Regions from separate parts of the Homo sapiens genome. Here region 1 is linked to region 2. Evidence: read pairs that join two places in POLR2A ChIA-PET (ENCODE). Cell type or tissue: PC-9. All regions are shown on one strand. Links, peaks and the distances in the headings refer to the core of each region. The heading gives the core; the rest is flanking DNA. Region 1 holds the start of LOC105377134 (a long non-coding RNA gene). Region 2 holds the start of LIPI (lipase I).

What was found. ChIA-PET counts read pairs that join two places held together with the same protein. Peaks named below come from ENCODE experiments on the same cell type or tissue, not always from the same donor. Only the 100,000 strongest peaks of a DNase experiment are listed, where the experiment ranks them.
Region 1: POLR2A ChIA-PET joins it to region 2 with 5 read pairs; 2 of 35 experiments call an interaction of 5 or more read pairs at or near these places.

Annotation. Positions count from the first base shown.
Region 1 is chr21:14,024,479-14,029,865 of GRCh38, reverse strand. LOC105377134 (a long non-coding RNA gene) reads right to left here and starts at 2,434. Exons shown (of 3, transcript NR_188593.1): 1 at 2,269-2,434. RefSeq lists an enhancer at 1,973-2,042. In PC-9, for the core only: no CTCF peak of the experiment used is centred there; a DNase peak (open chromatin) is centred at 2,495; H3K4me3 peaks cover 1,345 bases.
Region 2 is chr21:14,210,418-14,215,804 of GRCh38, reverse strand. LIPI (lipase I) reads left to right here and starts at 4,850. Exons shown (of 10, transcript NM_001302998.2): 1 at 4,850-5,005. The coding sequence starts at 4,960. In PC-9, for the core only: no CTCF peak of the experiment used is centred there; no DNase peak of the experiment used is centred there.

The DNA of each region.
Region 1 (5,387 bases), core at 131-5,130, 190 kb after region 2:
TCCTCATGCTTTTTGTTCTCCGAAATCAGCTTAACGAAAAGAGACACCCTTCCCATTGTGACTTCAATAATACTCTCTCTTCTTTTTTTCTAAACCTACCACAGAGTCAGACACGGACCACACATTTCCATCTTTTTCTCATATACAATTGGCTGAACAATTTCATCTTCGATGGTAAAAAAAAAAAAAAAAAAAAAGCCTATTTGTTCAGATCCCTGAACTTTGACCTATTCTCAGCCTGATTCAACATTCAATCTCTCTTTATTAACCTCCTAAGAAAAAGCTGACTTCAGGGTTGAACGCTCTCTGATTTAGAATCTGATTTTGCCACCCTTCATTCTGCCCACCCTCTCTCACCTTCCTTCTAATCTGATTTGCTCTTTCCAACTTTTTTTAAAAGCCCTTTTCTGCCTATCCTTTGAGATCCAATTTACAGTTAATTAAAAAAACCGAAGTTGAAATAAGTGAGCAAATCTATACAGGGGGACAAACTCAGGGAGTGGCAGTGCTTTCTGGAACAGGGACATCTGACTCAAGTGTCAAATCAGGCCACCTTATCCCTTGGGACTTTCTCTCACCCCCATACTCCTCACTGAAGTGCTCAATGCCCACCCTCCCAGGAGACACTGCACTGTGCCCCACTCCGCTTTTTGCTTTGCAGGTTCTTGCACTGCCTCCCTGGGGTGGGTTTTTCTTGTCCTTCAGGTTAGTTTCTCTCCCTTCGCAAATATAAGACAATTCAGAAGACAGGAATAGTCTATCTTTTTCTCTGAATACCAGCATCTGATTGGCTGACAAGCAATGTGTTTCCATGGAATGCAAACTGGGGTTGGGGGAAAAAAAAAAAAAAAAATCTTAAAAATCCCAAGGGATTCTTTTTTTACAGGAAGGGTAAGCCTGGATATTTCTCTCACCCCCAGGGCATTCAGCTGCTCCTTTGAGAAGCTGTACTCCCATCCCTCATTGTGTCCTCTGGAAGATTACCAAAGGGCTGATATTCACCAGAACTCCCAAAAGACATGGCTCTGGTTTGTATCTTGGGCCATCTCAAGACAGTTCTAAAACTCAGGACTAGAAAAAGGCCCGAATGTGGCTAAGGAAACATTGCCCCATAAAGTTTCCCAAGGAAAACCTCAATCCCAAGATGTCCTAATAAGGGCGTTTGTGCTAAGGGAGGATACAAGGAGAAACAGCAGAAAGATTTTTTACAGCTGAGTGCCAGGGGATTATTTTCTGCTTTTTTCTCATGTGAAATATTTGTAAGTAGAAAACAAGTATTTTACAAATTGCCATCCACTGCTCTGTGAAAAAGTGATTAATTAAAATACTGTTTCTGAAATGTGCAATAAAGGACAAAAATAGTTGATAATGTATGGGAGGGGAGAAGTTGCCTTTGGGGAATGTCAGCAAGAAACCGGAAATTTAAGATTTTACTTCAAGCCAGGTTAGGCTGGCAGAACAGAGTAGTGGATGTGAGACCCTGCTTGCCACACATTTGGAAAATGCAGGCGAAAACCAGTGTCTTTGATTAAAGTTAAAATAATTACATAGCAGTCAATTAGATTGAAGTGGCTCTAGTGGTCTAGGCCTCTATGTAAAAAAAGAAACCTAACTCAAATGCATTTTTTCTAAGTTACTACCTTAGGAGGAAACGAAATTCAAGCTTAAACAACTACAAACCTCCAATTAATCCCTGATTACATAACCAGGAAATTTCCACCCAGACACTCCAAATAAAGCGACTACATAACTGTACCCAATTATTTAATTGTCTTTGCTTCCTCACACACCTTATACAAGCCTTTCTTTCAAGACCTTCTAGTAGCCCCCAAACCACAAACCATTGCTGAGCGCTGTCCCATTAATTAATCACTGTTTACTCATATAAGCTGTCTATGTTTTAATGGTGCCTCAGTCTAATTCTGAACAGGGTAAGGTAGGGACGGGGGACCCCACGGACCACAGCTCCTTCCACGCAGGAACCCTGCACACCGAGTCGGCGTCTTTCCGATGACTTTCGCCTCATCACCTCACAACCTGGGGAAGATGCAGGGCTGCGGGCGCAGAGCTGCGCAAAGAGGGCTACAGGCTGGGGCCAAAGCCGCCGTGCAGGGACAGGACAGGACGCCCGGAGTCCCTGCACCGGAGGGGACTGAGGGCTGAGCTGCAGAGGACTCGACTCGCAGACTAGGTCCCGTCACCGCCATGTCCAGCCGGTTCCAAGGAGTCCCCTCCCCAGTCTCGGGACGCCCTGCCCCCCACACTCACCATTTCTCGGCTTCAGGGGTGTCCTGGAGTCTTAGCTATAAATCATTCAATGCCAGCAGGTCACAGAGCGACGGAGGGAGTGGCAGAATCACCGAAGTCTCCCGGAGCAGAGGACACAAGGCAATGAAGCCCTAACCCCGCTCTCTGGCTGAAGTGAGACAAAGGCCGCGCCAGATTCCGGAAGCCGCCCCTTCCTCCCTGGCTGCGCGCCTGATTGGACAGTTCCCACCCCAGCGCCCTGATTGGATAGTAGTGCAGGCACCGCGCCCTCAGGCCTTGCGTGTCAGAAGATGCTACCATACACTGTACGGAATGAGCCGAGAGTGTCAGGCTCTTGGCTCCAGTCACTTTCAGGCAGGGCTTTCTGTCTGTGCTGCGCCTGGCTCTAACCAGGGGTCATTTTTTAGCATTGTGGTGTATAACGTTATGAAGGTTATGTTCGTTTATAAAACACACACACACGTTGTTCACAAATGGAAGCAATATAATGACAATTATTTAATATTTCAGATTTCATAACCTTTCTGGCCGCCGGTCTTTGGAGTGGGACACCTAAGATTTTAAGAGAGAAGCAATCCTCTAAAAAATAAAACGTTAGCTATTGTGAATTTTAAATGTTTTATTAGCCAGATCAAAAATAGTAATAAAAAGACTCCGGACATGGTGGCTCACGCCTGTAATCCCAGCACTCTGAGAGGACAGAGGTCAGAAGTTCGAGACCACTCTGGCCAACATAATGAATCCCTGTCTACTAAAAATACAAAAATTAGCCGGGCATGGTGGTGGGCACCTGTAATCCCAGCTGCTTGGGAGGCTGAGGCAGGAGAATCGCTTGAACCCAGGAGGTGGAGGTTGCAGTGAGCTGAGTTTGTGCCACTGCACTGCAGCCTGGGTGACAGAGCAAGACTCCATCTCAAAAATAATAGTAATAATAAAAAGAAACAAGTGAAATTGTTTGTAATACTGTTTAAGCCATTATACCCAAAATATTATTTTTCATGTGTGGTCAACAAATAATTATAAATATTTTGGATCTAAATCTTTTAAACTCGCTGTGTATTTTATGTTTGCAGCACATTTTACTTCAAACCAGCAGCCATGAGGGCTCTGATGCTCCGATCTCAGGGAGGTGAAGGCCTGAACACCTCTTTTCTGCTGGAAGTGGGCTCTCTCCCTACCAACTACTGGCCTCTCTCTACTAACTTTTCTCCTCAGGCTCAAGGGTGGGAGGGTCAGTGCCCCTAGAGAGATCAGGGGCTGCAAGCAGAGAGTGTCACGTAGAGACCACTGTCTCCCAGTTGCTGTTTGATGGGAGTTTCTCTTCCTTTCAAATATCAAACAGTAAACAAAAAATGATGGGGCCCCAGGAGGGGAGAACACCATGTCTTCAGATCTCTTTACAGCCTTGACCTCCAGAGTTCAGATGTGGAGGGAATAGATAAAAGTCAAACTCCTTATTTTGCTATTTGGCTTTGGACCTAATTGTCTGTCTGTAACTGTGTGTTTTTCTCCTGTGGTGTGGGGCACTGCGTGCGTTTAAGCACCAGTCATATGCATCCACATCTACCTGCACTTCCATATAACTCAATACCATCTAACAACAAATCTAACTCTAAATAAAGGGCAAATAAAATCAGTACTTACAGGGTGCCAAGCATTTGCAGGTTATTTGTAATCAATCTGTCCTGGCATCCTGGCATCCTGTCTTTAATGGTTGTATATATTAGTAAGCATAATAAACAATCCCAAACGCTCATGATTGAGCTGGTTAGAAATTTAGGCTGGGCTCAGCTGGGCTATTCTTCAGGGCTCAGAATGGCTCCTTCAGACGTTGAGTGGTGAACGGCTGGTGAATTAAGTGGCTCTGCTTCTGTAAGTGAGCTGTCAATGGGGACATTTTGGCTTTTGCCCAGCAGGCCAAAATGGGCTTGTTCTCATGGAGATGGAAGGGTTCTGAAAAAGAAAACGGAAGCATTTGAGACTTTTTGAGCCTAGGCCCCAAACTAGCACACTGTCATATGCACAGCTTTGGCCTGTGCAAATAAGGCCATAAAGATTCAAGATGTGGAAAACAAATTCTGTCTCTTAATGGGAACCACTATAAAATCCATTGTCAAGGCATGAACACAAGAAGAAATTTTAAAAATTTGCTGTTGTTTTCAATCAATTTTAGTATGGCCTTTTTTTGCAGATGAGGTTTATATAACTGTCCCACAGCTTCTAACTCAGCTGGGCTGGGACTCAGGATCAACTCTGCCTGACTCTGAAGCCTATGCACCTCCGTAGACCACACTCCTCAACCAGGTTTCCTGGTCCTTCAAGGTGCTGCACAGTGGCACTTCTGAAATAGAAGCAAGATTTCTTTGAGATTCTCATCCTGTCCATCTAGTACTCTTCACCATTGGAAATAATTCATTCCAGGGAATGCTTCTGAAGTCTCTTGGAAAAACTGGAAACAATTTGAGGAAATGGCTGAGCACTGAGTTTAGGAAATTAATGCCCAACATTCTATTTTTAATTTCTCATCATAGGAGAAATTTGAAAACACCTATAATGCACTCCACATATCTGCAAACTCTGTCTCTTTTTTTTTTTTGTATTTCTAGGCTATTTATGATTTTTAACACAGACTAAATCAAATTACTGTGCCTGAAAAACCTTTTGCTTTGAAGGCAAGTGACATAAAGACAGAGCTGCTGATATTTTTTCCTGCTGCAATTTAGCCAATCAGCAGAATATGCTTTGAAGGGTAAAGATGTTTTCTAAGACCCCACATTCAGGAGCAGCTATGGGGCAAATCCCTAAAGCACACATGAAAATCACATACAGCCAATGTATTCCTCACCCTGAATCAATGCTTCTCACCCTTGGCTGCATATTTCAATAACCTTGTAGAGGAGTGTTTAAAGTCTTCAAACCCAAGTTGCAATGGGGTAATTAAGTCAGAATCTCTGGAGTGAGACCTAGGCAACAGTGTGACTTAAAGCTTTCGGGTGATTATAGCACACAGCTCAACTCCCATGTTACTGCTTTAAACCAACATCTTTTGGAGAGCCAGTTGAAATTATTTCTCAAATTAACATAGAAGTGTTTGCTGCTGAGTTGCGGCCTTTCAGTCT
Region 2 (5,387 bases), core at 164-5,163:
AATGCGGGGAGATACATTTCTTTGGGTCCAAAGAATAAATGAACAAATCATGAAGATATTAAACTATAAATAATTTTTGAAAGAATCGATGTTTGCATGGATGTGGATACAACAGAAAACTAGAATTAAAGTTTATTTTCCTAGAAAGTGCTCCCTAGATGAGTTTTTGAAACTGGTCGCAGAGGTTTTAAGTGGACTCCAAAAGGAACTTGAGAAAGCAAATACCAAGGGATATACTGGTGAGAGTGAGCCAGTTTTGTGTCTAAGCCAGAATTTTTGAGGATGGCAGCTAGGGTTTGTGTCAGGATCCAACGGCTGTACTTTGTTTCAGGGCTATACTTTGTATATGGTGTACCAGGCTAAAGGCTTAGTTCTTTCTTGGGGATAATTTTTGTTTTTAATAAAAGTCTTATGAACAATAAAATTACAAGAAAGGAGAAAGAAAACTTAGAATCTCAATACTTTGATAAATCAGCTGTCAACTGTTAACTTGGCTTCCTTTCTGAAGCTACCATACGTCTACATAGGACCTTGAGATCATCTCATGAATATCATATAGGTGATCAGAACATTATTTGACCTTTAGTTTGGCATCGTGATAAAATTTCATTTTGAATTGAGGAAGCATGCTTTTATCTGGTTGATGGACCAAAAAAAGTCATCTTTTCTAATGAAAAGGTACACATTTTAGGAAATCCTAATTTCTAATTGATCTCTGACATTACATAGTTTTATTACTTTGAACAAGTAATTTCTCTTTGGAATTCGGATTCTGTTTCTTAAGGAATGGATTGGACTAAATATAGTTACTTCATTTAATAGGTATTTTCTGAATGCTTAATTCTTGGAAAACAAAGGGAAATATAAAAGTCTGACCTCCTAAAGCTTATACTTTGGGAGAGACAGCCTTTCTACCCTCACAAATATAATATAAATGCTAGTAACTTCAGTAGTTACCTTCAACTGATATAAGTCCTGTCTCCATTTTTTTTTTTCCTTTTTCTTTCCTCTATCATCAGTAGAGTTGCGGTACAGTAAGAAGGAGTTAAGGAAACACTCATATTGTAGGCAAATAAATATATGTTGATCAAATGAATGGATACTTGCAAGTCTCTGTTATGTGTAGACCTCTTGATTTATTTGTATTCATTTACTTCATAAATCTCATCAAAGCAACATATTTCCTCCTTGAATTCCCCTCAGACACTTCTTATATGCAAGCTGTATCTTCAGGTTTCAGTTTAAACCATTGCATGTATATGAGTGCGTATGCTACAAACCTTTAACTACACTTGTAATTAATGTTCATATTATATTGTTCTATTGAAATTTGCATCCTTCTTTGTCTACAAATGTGCATAATTTTGGTGTTATAATATCCTCTTCTGGCCGTACATAAGTTTATAGTGCTTATAATTCTAGAATACTTAGTTAATATTATAAACTCTGAAAGTCAGCTTCTGTAGTTAGCAATTTTTTCAGAATATGATCTCAATATATCATTTTTCTAATGTAAGCATGTTCTGTTTCTTAACTCATATTGAATGCATGCATGGTAATAAATCTAGTAGTAGGTTAAAAATAATTCACTTCACTTTCAGTATTTACTGTACCATTAGTCATATATCAGGTTTTAATGGGTTAAATACATGTAACACTCTATAAAGAGCTAGCCTTTCTTCATTTATATCAGGATGTCTGATGTCCCTAGCTGAATGAACATATAATAAATGAAAATATATGTATATATACATGTATACCTCTGTATGTCTATATATGTATAATTAGAGCTCATTTCTTTATCTTCTTTTGCCCAGCCAACTTTTTTTTTTTTGAGATGGAGTTTTGTTCTTGTCGCCCAGGCTGGAGTGCAATGGCCCAATCTCGGCTCACTGCAACCTCCGCCTCCCAGATTCAAGCAATTCTCCTGCCTCAGCCTCTGAGTAGCTGGAATTACAGGTGTGTGCCACCATGCCCGGCTAATTTTTGTACTTTTAGTAGAGACAGGGTTTCACCATGTTGGCCAGGATGGTCTCAAACTCCTGACCTCAGGTGATCTACCCGCCTTGGCCTCTCAAAGTACTGGGATTATAGGCGTGAGCCACTGTGCCCGGCCCTGTGCAGCCAACTCTTACTCTCTTTTGTAGTTAAGCCCAGGCAACATGTCCTGCAATGCTTCTCTGAACTCTGCCTTCCAAATTAGCTGGCCACTCCACTTGTGTGCTTCCATAGTTCCCTAGGTACACTTCTGTCAAGTCCTTCTCACTGGGAACTAGTATAGAGTAAATATATTTCAGTACCTAAGACAATCTTTGACACACCTGTAGGTGTATAATAAATAGCTATTGAAAGAATACAGATTAAATAAATTAATGTCTTTACTTTGTATCCCCAACAACAAAGTCTGTGCCTGGAAATCAATAGGTACTTAATAAAAGTTGCATAAGTGAATGAACAACTGAAACAGAAGGAAGGAAGGAAGGAAGGAAGGAAGGAAGGAAGGAAGGAAGGAAAGGAGGTTGGCCAACTACTATTAAGGGATTTTATTGGATGCTTTTTTAAATTGAACTCATTTTTGTCTTCACTTTTTTAAACACTTATTTTGTCTTTATTCTGATTTTTTCTGAACCATATTTTTGTCAAGTAAATACAGTTTTTCAATTGTTTTATGTGTATTAGATGTTTATTATAAATAAATATTGTTAAAATTTAAGGAAATAAAGTAAAAATTACTGACAAATTTATCATGCAGAGATAACTATTTTGGAGGAAAACCTTCCAGACTTTGAAATATATATATATCACACTTTAGGAAAATATATATATATATTTATATATATCACACTTTAGGAAAATAAAGCATGCTATATAATACTGTTTTTTAGCTTGCCCTCTGCCCTCTAAAACTTTTTGTAATGAAAAAGGTGTAATGAAGGCCTTTTACACCAATAAATACTGATCAATCTGTATCATTAGTTTTAATCCACAGTAGATACCTAATTAGACTAATCTCTCATTGTTAGATTTTATATTGCTTTCATTTTTTGACTGTTATTGGAATGGTGAGATGAATGTCTTTGCTCATATATTTGTGCACATGTAGGCCATTTGCCACATAAAAGGACCTTGGATGTGTCTGTAGGAAAGTGTCTTGGATTTCTGTAGGAAGTATCTTTGTTGCTTAATTGCTGAGTCAAAGGGTAAGATTGTTAAACATTTTGACACATTGACAAATTAATAAAAGGTTGTGACAAAATATATTGTGATAAACAATGATTTTCCATCTCAAACACTAATTAACTCACTTGTAAAGTGCTTGAAGAACGCCTGATACATAGGGCTCAATAAATTTTAAATCTTCATCATCATCATCACATCATCATCATGAACATCCCCTTTGAGTTAATGTTTACATTGTAAGTGTGTATGTAAGCTACTTACAATCATTTTTTATATCCAAGGAGGACTAAACAAGTGCTCAAATAGATTGTCTTACTAAACTATTGGCATTTTGTAACTTTGTCATCCCCCAATATTTTCCTATTTAATGCAATGAACATTAATAACCTCATCTTTCTCATATTGGCAGTAGGCAAAATACATGATAATGAAGAAGCATGATTTTTAATTTTGAAACTCTATATTATACTGCCTGATATGCCAGTATTTTTCAGTATGAACTCATAAAGATGAAAGTAAATGTGCAAGAGTCATATTATAATGCCACATTGAAAGCACAAAGAGAAAAGGAAATTATAAGTGAAGGAGGAAAGATTTGTATTTTAATTTATTAAGTAAAATTTGTTAGGAAAAATTTGTTCTAGGATGTATGACACATTATCTTTCTTCCCATATTCTGAAATGATGTGGCTTATTTATATCTTTGTTAGAGAGGTGCAGTTCTTACAGCTAAGTGCTGTGGAAGGACCTAGATTATTTTTGGTCTTCAAACAAATTGTAGTGGTGGTATTTTTTAAAAAATGGAAATCTCATGTAAAACACCCAGAGATCAGACAGTTCAAAATAATGATGGAACTTCCTCAGCAGTTAAATGTTTGTGATTTTTTTAAACTAATACTTCATTTTGTTTGTGAATTTTCTCAAATACTTCCCCAGACCTCAGATTAGTTTCTGCAGATTTATAACATACAAAAAACACTTCTGTTCTTACTGTATTTTTGGAACTTTAGAGAAACTTGAATTTTTTAAAAATGAATTAATTTTTAAACTTTCAATTTATGTACTTAGAACAACTCCCAATTTTTCTTGCTTACTAAAGTCCATTGCTAAGAAAAGAAGATAATTAAGTAAACATGTAAAAAGAAAATGTATGCTAATTTTAAAATGGTCATCATATTAAATACTTTTTTTTTTATAATTTTCACCTTTTAGCCTCAAGTGATGAGCCAAAATTTTGAATGTTAAAATAGCCCCTGCTTTGGGGATGTAAAATAACATAAATATGAAAAGCTCATCTTTTATACTTGAAAGAGCTTAATGGATATGGCTTTCATTATTGATTTATGGTATATAAAGATATCTTAGTTTGTAGTCAAAGTGAATATAAACCACAACTTTTTCTGACTCTTTCCATTTCTAGCATTTTCTAACATCACATTTGCATATTTTCCTGACCGCTTCTGAAATCCTGAGGTTAAAAGGAATACAGAAAGATGTAATTAGATTTATCATTCCCTTAAATTCAACTTGTGTAGCTGAAGGTTTGTTTGTGACTTATTACAGAGCCTGTGACTTAAAAATCCTTCCCACAACCACAAGCTAAAGTGGGAGAAAACAAACTACCTCACCTTTTCAACCAAGAGGGAGGAGCAAAAATCAGTGAACTTTTACAGAAGAACCTGCCAGCCTGTGATGATCCTACCAAAGAGAAACCTCAATGAGTTACGGAATTTCCTTTTTGGTGAATTGAGTGCTGTTTTTGCTTTTCTCAGATTCCAAATGAGAGTATACATTTTTCTTTGTTTGATGTGCTGGGTGAGATCTGGTAAGATATTAATTAATAATTTGATTTATCTTTAAAAATTGCATATAAAATAGTGTGGTCTGTATTCTGGGATAAAGAATGTTATGATATAATGGGATAAAAATATGTTAGATTATTGGTACTAATTATAACAAACATTACTATTAAGAAAACTTCTGTGTGTGTACGTGTGTGTGTGCATGTGTTTGTTTAATAAGTTGACATTTTGCATTTTATTTCCTTGCCAGATAATTAGTAACTAGAAAACCTTTTTTTAAAAAAAGATGTAACTAGAGAATAAATAGAAATACTCAAGAGAAAAAAATTCAGTAATGGAGAAATTAATTTGGTATTTAAAATTATGCCTTAAATATCTTGTTTCAATTTTATTTGTTTAACTAGC